Regions from separate parts of the Homo sapiens genome. Here region 1 is linked to region 2. The links are chromatin contacts, found by Hi-C or POLR2A ChIA-PET in ENCODE. All regions are on one chromosome and are shown on one strand. Each heading gives the region's core, a stretch centred on a gene start or an enhancer-like site at or near the end of the contact. The rest is flanking DNA. Distances are from core to core; before and after follow the strand shown. Region 1 overlaps PBX1 (PBX homeobox 1). Region 2 overlaps PBX1 (PBX homeobox 1).

Region 1 (4,474 bases), core at 943-3,442, 84 kb after region 2:
ATATGTGCGATAACATGTATGTGTGAGATTGTGCACATGTACATGTGCAGTGGAGTGGGCATCAATGTATTTTACTGATTGAAGAACACAGAATAATTTCTATTCTCATTTGTTTTGGAAACTTGGAACAGGAAGAGGGAACTTGGCTTCATCAATGAAGATGATTGGCTCCCGATAATGGCTCCCTTCTGGTGCCAGATTTAAGGCAGGAAAAAGCAAACAGCTGTTCAAAATGACTTTCACCTAGTAAACACAGGAGAGAAGGCAGCTAACACTTACTGGATGCCTTCTGTGTGCCCAGCTTTAGTCTAATTGCTTTACACATGTTAACTCATTTAAACCTGATGGCAATCCTGTGAGATAAATGTGGTTCTCCCCAGTTTACAGATGAAGAAACAACTGAGGCTTTGAGAAGTGAACTGACTCTCCCAGAGTCAGACAGCTAACAAGAGGCAGAGGAGTTGGAATTTAACTTAGGTCTGTCTCATTATAAAACCATCCAGTTTCCAGGGTACCATGGAAACTTGTGTCACTGTGAGTCAGATACTCTCATTCTGTCAGGGTGTGAAATGCCCCTTAAAATACTGTTATGTGAAATCATAGCTGGTGGCTTTATGCACTATCCTCACTGACTCTGCTAACCTTGTTTGAATAAATTAAAAAATATTTATGAACATGTACCATGCCCCTAGCAAAGTTCTAAATGCCGTTGGGGGAAAAAAGAAGGGTAAAATATGGTCCCTGCCCTTGGATGGGTAACTCTCATTTGGCAATCAGAAAAGCAGTACATGCAGCAGCTGATGGCCATGATGATATTTAATAAATTTGTGACTTGGGTGACAACAGAAACTGAATAACTGTATGACATCATTCAAGCACAAAATCCAGAAGCTGAGAAGGGGGAGATTAGTATATGCTAGGGTGAAGGGAATCTAGAAGGACAGTTTAAATGTGGCTGCATGGAAGGCTGGAAGGAAGACTTGAGAGAAACAGCTGGACTGAGCAGTGATTGTAGAAACATAAAGTGTCATCATTACAGATTTAAGAAGAGTAACATCTGCCTGGCACTTTACAGTTTCCAGAGCACTTTATTTTCTTATTTCTATTTTCTCTCACTTCCATTATTATTGTTATTAATCATCATCACCCCTGCTTTACCTATGAGGAACACCAATCAAGTACCATCCCTTACACATATTGTGCCCTAGGAAGGGCTCCTGAGGAAATAAATAAAAGACTCTCATGCTGAGAGAGAAGCAGCAGGACACTTGCTCATGGTCACACAGCTAGTGAGAAGCAGAGACTTGGCCTTATCCCACGCCCTCTGATTCCAAGTTTGGATAAAAAATAAAGGCTTTTTCTAGAGTTTTATATTCCTTATCAATGGCTTCCAGTTTACAAATGGGTTGTATTCCAGAAATTTTCTTTTCTTTCCTTTTCTTTTATTTATTTATTTATTTATTTTTTTTTTTTTGAGACAGAGTCTGGCTCTGTCACCCAGCCTGGAATGCAGTAGTGTGATCACTGCAACCTTTGCCTCCCGGGTTCAAGCGATTCTCCTGCCTCAGCCTCCTTGAGTAGCTGGGATTACAGGCACGCACCACCATATCCAGCTAATCTTTTTGTATTTTTGGTAGAGACGGGGTTTCACGATGTTGGTCAGGCTGGTCTCGAACTCCCGACCTCGTGATCCGCCCGCCTCAGCCTCCCAAAGTGCTGGGATTACAGGTGTGAGCTTTTATCCTGTTTTTTTTTTCTTTGCAACCTATAACACATTTTCAGGAAGTGTCATAAAGCTAGATTCCAAGGTCCATTTGGACCTATTGCAAAAGAGAATATGCCTTAACTGTGACCTGCTTATTCTGTTTTAATTATGTCTGTTCACTCTTTACAAAATAGTTCTTAATACAAACAATACATTCTGAGGCAGGGCAGACTATATAATTTGTGGGTCCCAGTACAAAAGGAAAATGTCAACTCTTCATTCAAAAATTAAGTATTTCAAGATGGCGTCATCAGAGCATGAAACCAAACACGGGGTCCTTCTGCATGAGGGGCCCTGGGGTTCCACACAGGTCTCATGCTCACAAAGCCAGTGCTTTGGTTTAGAATACAAGGAATACCTTTTTATCCTAGAAATTTTATCAGAGAGTGCGCTGGAGGCATATACATGTGCGGGGCCCGGAGAGGAGGAGTGGACAGGATATGGATTGGATATGGCTTTCTGCGTCCAACTGCACTCTACTCCTAAGTACCAGGAACGTGTTAACTCTCAGTTGCACAAGGAAAAATATCTCTTGATAAGTCATCCCCAAAGAATTCTGATTTGGAGCAAAGGGGAGGATGTAAAAGTGGGAGGTAGTACAAACATCAAAAAAAGAAAAAAAAAAAAGGCTTTCTGTACTCACTGCCAACTCAGATTTGGTTCATTTTCAAGTTTATAAGTTTATTATTATAAGTGTAGATAAGGCTCATTCTTATGTAGAGGTCCCAGTACCTTCCACATATATTTCTGGCACAGAAAAACAGATGGGATAGAAATTTACACAAAAATCACATCTGCCACTCTGGACAATTAAGCAAAACATGAAATTGCAACTAAAAACCACAGGGTATTTAAATAGAACAAGATTTCAAATGAAGGACTCATGTTGTTGAACCAGAATGTGGTTTAACTCTACATCTTCTGAAAAGGGAGGATATTTTTTGGTCTTTCCATATATACTTTTTTTTTTTCCACATCAGTAGATGTGCCTACTTAACGAAAACAACTTTTCTCATTCAGAGAGAGGCTAAGCCAAAATATAGTACTCTTTCGAATCATATTATCTGAAGGGACATGAAAAGGGAGTAAAAAAAACCTAACATTGATTTCACACCAGCCATGTGCTAGGGGCTCAGCAAAACTGCAGACAGCAAGTACAGCCGGCTTTATTTTACAGTTGAGGAAACAAGCTCTGAGATGTCATCCAAGGCCTCCCAGACAATAAGTGCTAGCTTGGGACTTAAGGCTTGAATTCTAAGTCCAAGCTTGTATTCTTCCCACACACCAGACTACCCATCCTGTTCTGAATTCCAACACAAGAAGCCCAGGACACAGAGGGGCACAGGGCCTGCAAAGCAATCCAGCCCCTCAACCTTGCAGGAACCCAATCATCAAGAGGGGAGACCCTACTATTAACATTCTCTGGGTCCTCATGGAGGCTGAGCACTGCTTTATAACTTTGCTTTTGCTCCCTTAAATGTTTCGGAAATGTGACTTGGATTTATAGATTGCAACGGCTTTCCATTGTGTGAAACCCAGTGGTTCCCGATAGAATGGTTCCAGCCAGCAAGAACAGTTGCCTTGTGCTGAGTGTAGCGGAAGAAGACAATAATTGACAGAGAAGCATATCATCTCTTTCTACCCAGTGTACCCAATCCACTCTGCCTCATCTCCCCACCATGGACCTGGAATGTTGTCAACCTACTTGTGTGAGATAAGAAAACTCTCATTAAGAAATCCATTCATCACGCCTGTAATCCCAGCCCTTTGGGAGGCTGAGGCAGGCAGATCACTTGAGGCCAGTAGTTCAAGCCCAGCCTGGGCGATATGGTGAAATCTGTTTCTACTAAAAATACAGAAATTAACTGGGTGTGGTGGCACACGCCTGTAATCCCCCAGCTACTCTAGAGGCTTAGGCATGAGAATTGGTTGAACCCAGGAGGCGGAGGTTGCAGTGAGCTGAGATCACACCACTGCACTCCAGCCTGGGCAACAGGGTGAGACTCTGTCTCAAAAAGAAAAAAAAAAAAGAGGAAAGAAGGAAAGAAGGAAGGCAGGCCAGCCATTCAAATTGATTCGAACATCAGATTCTTTGAACTTGCACATGTGATGTGGTTTGACTCCCTTATAAATACATCGAATTTGGTGGCTTAAAGCTTTAGAGTGGATCATGAAGAATCTCACAGGGGTCAAATGAGACTCTGGCCCCAAATTATGGATCTGTACTTGGGGTACATTTTCTTTCCTGGCCCCTACAAAGGTGAGCAGAAGACACATTTCCTTTGGTGTCAGAAGTGGCTTCATCTTTGTGGTCCTGCAGGGTAAAGTGTGACACAAGAGAAGACTTAGGTCCAGAAGATGCTATACATAAAGTGGGGAAAGCACCTTGCCCCTAATGAAGGCCCCTGAGACATGCACTCTTTTCTGCCCTTCACATGATGAAGTCTCACTTTGACATTTATTAAATGGGCCCGGTAGAACCAGTCCTCTCCTAAGGCTGTTGTAAGGACCAGATGAGGTCTTGTGTGTGCTGTACAAATGGGAATGACACCATCATAACCAGGAAGATTGAGTTGGAGTTGGAAATCTAGGGAGCATGGCAAATGTGGACCTTGAGCCAACTTTTATTACTGTGGCACCAAATCATTTATGAATAACTTATATATAAGTGATGAAACTCTATAGTACTAAAAGGAACTTGGTTCCAGT
Region 2 (5,031 bases), core at 871-3,370:
TTTAATCATAGGGAATGAACACTAGAAAGTAAATGAAAAATGAGTTGAAAAACTAAGCATTTAAAATAAATCAATTGACTTTTGATATATTAAGATATTAATTTCAAGGTTAATTATAGCCTCCTCTTAGAGATACAACTGTTCAAAGATACATCATCACAGCTGATTGTCAGGCCTAGATGCCTGTGAGGAGAGAGACTCAGCTTCAGTAACCTGTTGAAGCCAGAACATAGAAAGTAAATGAAAACTCAATTGTAAAAACATTCATTAGTTTAAACCCTAGACACTGGGGCCTACTTTAGAGTGGAGCGTGGAAGAGGAGTGAGGACTGAAAAACTACCTATGAGGTACTATGCTTATTACCTGGTTGACAAAATAATTCATACACCCATCCCCCATGACATGTAATTTACCTGTATAACAAACCTACACATGCACCCCTGAACCTAAAACAAAAGTTAAAAAAAAATTAAACCCTTTTGTCCTCAATGTTTTGATATTTGGTCCCGGGAACTCAAATTTGCCTTTGTCTTAACTGGTAAAAATATTTACCCGGAAATGAAGAAACATTAAATACACTAATATGTAAAGACTTCAGAGGGAACGTTTAAGAATCCAAGCAATCAAAATAGCACCTTTAAGTATTTCTGTAGTGTATGCTGTAAGTACTCTATAAAAATGTATTAATATGTCTTGTTAAAATGCCATTTACATACAATGGTAACATAATTATAATTACACGTCTTTCTTACAGATTTATTAAAACAGATGTGATCTACCAATAATGTTTTACATCTGATGGAAAGAATTGGAATATAATAATCCTACTTTTCTTTAATGCATTACTAATTCAGACAGGCCCTTCTGGTTGTTCTGAATTGGAGAGAGAGCAGACACTTCAGTTGGATTTGGAATCATCCACTTTTTTTTGCAGGTATTTCGAAAAAAGCCTGGTTTTGGTACAGCTCTTCCAGAACCCACGGGAAGAACCTGTTCATCAGCTCATCCATCCGTCTGCTGAGTAAATGCTTATTGAGCATCTACTGAATGCCAGCACTGTTCTTTGTTCTTGGAATACATCAGTAAACAAAATAAGGAAAACAAAACCAAACCTCCTGACCTCAAGGAGCTTTTATTTTAGGAATGATGTCTTTTAGTCATTTAATAGTTGCTGTTTTTATTAACTCTTAACTGTACCCATAAACTGGATACTTTCAACTTAAAAAAAAAAAAGAGAAACTAATTATGTGCCCTAAGGATCACCAGGCCTTAGGTTCTACCTTTATTTTTCTTCTACTGTTAAATAGCAACCTCATTCCTCAGGCTGCTGATGGAATTGGTAACTGAGTAATCAGGCCACTGTGCTCGGGGACATAAAACCTGTGGCTGCTGCCATTGCAGAGTCCCGTCATGGATCAGAGTTCGTCCCTGGGAAACAACTTGTGCCGACGGAAGGAGTTCTTCCTTTGCTCCCCTCATACCTCCCTTCCTTGCAGATGGGATCCTTGCAAGGGCAGAGCAGCTCTTAGAGTTGTCAGGCCCTTTTCTTTCATTCTGCTTATTTTCCCATAGGCGAGTACTGCTCAGAACCCAGGCTGTGAGTTTTTTGATGTGGAAAGCTATTTACTAAGCATGTCTTGACGCAGAGGATGGAGGGAAAGAAAGCCTCCAAGAGAGTGGTGATTCTACAACCATCATCAAATTTTGGTTGAAAACTCAAAGCTGCTGATATGTATTAGTAAGCAGATAACAGTAACATCCTGTATTTGCATGGCCCTGTATCAGTCAATAGCATTCAGATTTGTGTGGTGGTGTATAGCTTTCCTTATTTCATATCAGGTGTTTTCATTTGATCCCAAGTGGTATGTCCTGAGACAGAAGAAATAGCCCCATTTTACAGAAGAAGAAACCCAAAATTGCAAGGAATTTGCCTAAGGTCATTAGAAAGTGTCTAAAATAAGACTTTGACCCGGACTCTCTGATTTCAAGCCCAGCGATTCTTCTAACAGGCCATATTCTTTCACTTTTATTATCTTGACTTACGCAACAAAGGAGATAAGCCAGGTACATGTCATTAATCTTCCTATGTATGACAACTGAGGCTCCAGGAGGTTAAGTGCCTTGCCTAAGATTACTTGGGTGGTGGTAGAACTGGTTTTCAAAACCAGATCATCTGAATGGAATCTAAGTCTTTCTTCTGTATCACCTTGTTAATGTGTCAGGAACTACCACCCCACCTTCCAAAACACATACACACTCTCACTTTTAATGCGGACCCATCTTAGAATAAACTAGTTAAGGACTGACTGCTGAACATGGTCCAGAAACTTACTGTCAAATTTTGCTTTTGAGATGTGCTTGTGTTGTGTGAAGTCTTTTTTTTTTTTTTTCAGTATTGATGAGGGATCACTTTAAGATTTATTGGATTTTGTTTGTTTTGTTTTGTTTTGTTTTGTTTTTGAGACAGGATTTCACTCTTATCACCCAGGCTGGAGTGGAGTGGCGTGATCATAGTTCACTTCAGCCTCTAACTCCTGGGCACCAGCAATCCTCCTGAGTAGCTGGGAATATAGGCATGTGCCAACACACCAGGCTAATTTTATGTATTTTTTAGATTTTCATAGAGATGAAGGGGTCTCAGTATGTTGCTCAGGCTGGTCTTGAACTCCTAGCCTCAAATGATCCTCCTGCATTGGCCTTCCCAAATACTGGGATTACAAGCATGAGCCACTGCGCCCAGCCTGTAATTATTCTAAAGATTTCTTTCCTGTTTATGTACAGAATATCTAACAGCTATGCTTACCTTTAAAGCAGCCTTATGAATATCCTTGTGAATTCCTTAAGCTCAAGGGTCTTGTTTGCATTTTGTAGGTATATCTGTAGATAGATCTTACCTATCTCTGGCAGGTAACATTATCATCATGTTTTCCCTGTTTCTGGACACTTTGTGAAAGCATTGTAGAAATAAAAGAAGTCTTTATTCTTTGACCTCTCTTATGCATTATGAATTCTGAAAAACTGAGGGAGATAAAAGGCAATCTATGCTTTACTGCTTTCCCTAAGTTTTGAGAAGCAGGCTTAAAAAAATGCTTTAAAAATTTTAGATGCCATAATACACTGAAAATAGGGATCTCAGGTATTTGAGGCAGACCAGGATTCTTCTTTGACCAGTCCTTTCACTGAAAAGACTGTATTTAGATATTTCTCTGAGTGTTCTAGATTCATAGACCCAAATGACCTCTCTGAGCATCAAGATACATGAAGAAGTTACTTCCTGAGGATAATAAATATGAAAAGAGAATTATCACCCTCTGCTTTCAGAAATCACTTAAAAAGGAAGGGAGTGCTTTTCCCATGAGGTTCCTGAGACAGAGTCCTTATGTCACCTTGTATTGGCAAAAAGATCTGGGGCACTGTGTTTGACGATAGCACTTCTTTGTTCCCCTCCCGATATATTTACAGAATATAATCCTATTTTGCTTGCACTCATTTCCATAATACTGAAAGTAAATAAACCTTATATAACGTTTTATGGTTAAGAACTACTTAGTCTTGTGTGTGGAACTTCAGCAAGAAGCAAAAGAAAATTCACTTATAGATATGTTACCTCACGTAATCCTCACCACAACCTTAGGAATTAGACATAAATTACAAGAACCAATTACTGATTGGGAAAGTAAGTCTCAGAGAGGTTAATGACTTCCTCAAGGACACAGGATGTTTCTTGATCTGACCAAGACGCGGGCCTCGTTTTCTGAATCCAGGGTTCTAGTCCTGTCTTTTAGGAGATGTCTAAGTCATACAAAAGCATCACTGGCAGATTCCACCAGTGTTTTATTCACACCTTGCAACAGCCTGCTTTTTGAAGGTTTCTTGCTGTCATGGCTATTCATTCCTATGAGGTGGAAATGGCTTTTTTGGTATCTCTTTGCATTATTACAGTTGTTGTTATTTTTAGTTCTATTTATATGAAAAATGTACTTTTTAGCCCACAAAAATAGCATAGCAGCAGCTTATCAAAATGTCCCAGACAAGTTTACTTCAACAAATTAGTAACACCTTCATGCTTCCTGTGGTGGAAGAAATGCAGAGTCCACTTCCTCCCAGTGAACATCTGAGCCAGATTTCTGCTCCACTCGGTCCCCCTTCCCACCTCTTACAGCCATGAAATAATGTGAGAGTATTTGTTTCCCCTGCAAAGGGAAGAGGGTCCAGAGACAAAAGGGAAGTTAGTATTCACTGGAAGCCTCCCTGTACAAGCAACAGTGTTAGGACTTTTATACACATTTTTACAATTATTACAGCAGTTCTCAATTATTGAAACAGAGGGTAGGCATTTCCCCTTTTTCAGAAGGGAAAAGTGAGAATTAAGTTAATTCCAAAGTCACACAGCTAGTGAGAGAAAAAGCCTGGACAGGAACTCAGACTGTATGACTCCAAAGGCTAAGTGCATTCTATACACACAGGCCGCCCTCCTGGCAGTGAGAGTTCAGGATCTGTTGGAGAAAACCTCAGACCATGGTTTTCTTGCAGCTTCTGCTGGAGAACATTAGGTGCCTGTTCCCCCGTGGTGAGTGTTACAAAGTGCAGCACCACCCAGGGGAAGAGTCTGGGCCTTGGAGTTAGACCTGAGTTTGAATCCTCCTTCAGATATTTACTATTGATGACATTGGCAATCAATGCTGCTGAATTTCTCCAGCCCTCCATTTATTCATCTATTAAGGGGAGAGCTACCTACAGGGCGGGGAACTTACAAGGATTAGATGAGGGGATATGTGTAAAGGCCTAACACCCAGTAGGTGCTCACTAAATGATGTTCCTTATTATTATGGTGATTACCACTGTACTCTTTTCAGATGAAAGTGTTCGGTCACCTGGAACCTGTGAGTATGTGGTTTTTGATCTGTGACTAAACTGTTCACCCATTTCCCAGTTTCTCTGCTGTGTCAAATATCAACATTTTACCAGGTTTCTCTGTTGTTGCCAAACCTGTCATTTTTATTTGGTGTGGCTTCTTGGGAAACTTCCATG

Evidence for each region. Hi-C counts contacts between places; a loop is a spot of excess contacts on that map. ChIA-PET counts read pairs that join two places held with the same protein, here RNA polymerase II (POLR2A). Pooled maps may share reads with other maps.
Region 1: a map of PC-9 shows a loop between it and region 2 (9-fold over the local background). The contact joins two enhancer-like sites. A Hi-C loop is called at or near these places in 3 of 168 maps with a recorded cell type or tissue (Caco-2, Calu3 and PC-9) and 2 of 50 pooled maps. POLR2A ChIA-PET finds 5 or more read pairs at or near these places in 5 of 52 experiments (A549, AG04450, BJ and 2 more).

The regions. Positions count from the first base shown.
Region 1 is chr1:164,765,278-164,769,751 of GRCh38, forward strand. All of the region lies in intron 2 of PBX1 (PBX homeobox 1), which reads left to right. It overlaps PBX1-AS1 (PBX1 antisense RNA 1), which reads right to left. Exons shown (of 4, transcript NR_038072.1): 4 at 3,839-4,079. Among named protein-coding and RNA genes, the nearest start is that of PBX1-AS1, 7.1 kb to the right of the region's middle. Within about 2 kb of position 2,193, at least 4 of the 41 ENCODE cell types and tissues checked have a DNase peak (open chromatin) inside an H3K27ac peak, as active enhancers do; they include PC-9, where a contact is called at or near this core.
Region 2 is chr1:164,681,376-164,686,406 of GRCh38, forward strand. All of the region lies in intron 2 of PBX1 (PBX homeobox 1), which reads left to right. Among named protein-coding and RNA genes, the nearest start is that of PBX1-AS1, 91 kb to the right of the region's middle. Within about 2 kb of position 2,121, at least 3 of the 41 ENCODE cell types and tissues checked have a DNase peak (open chromatin) inside an H3K27ac peak, as active enhancers do; they include PC-9, where a contact is called at or near this core.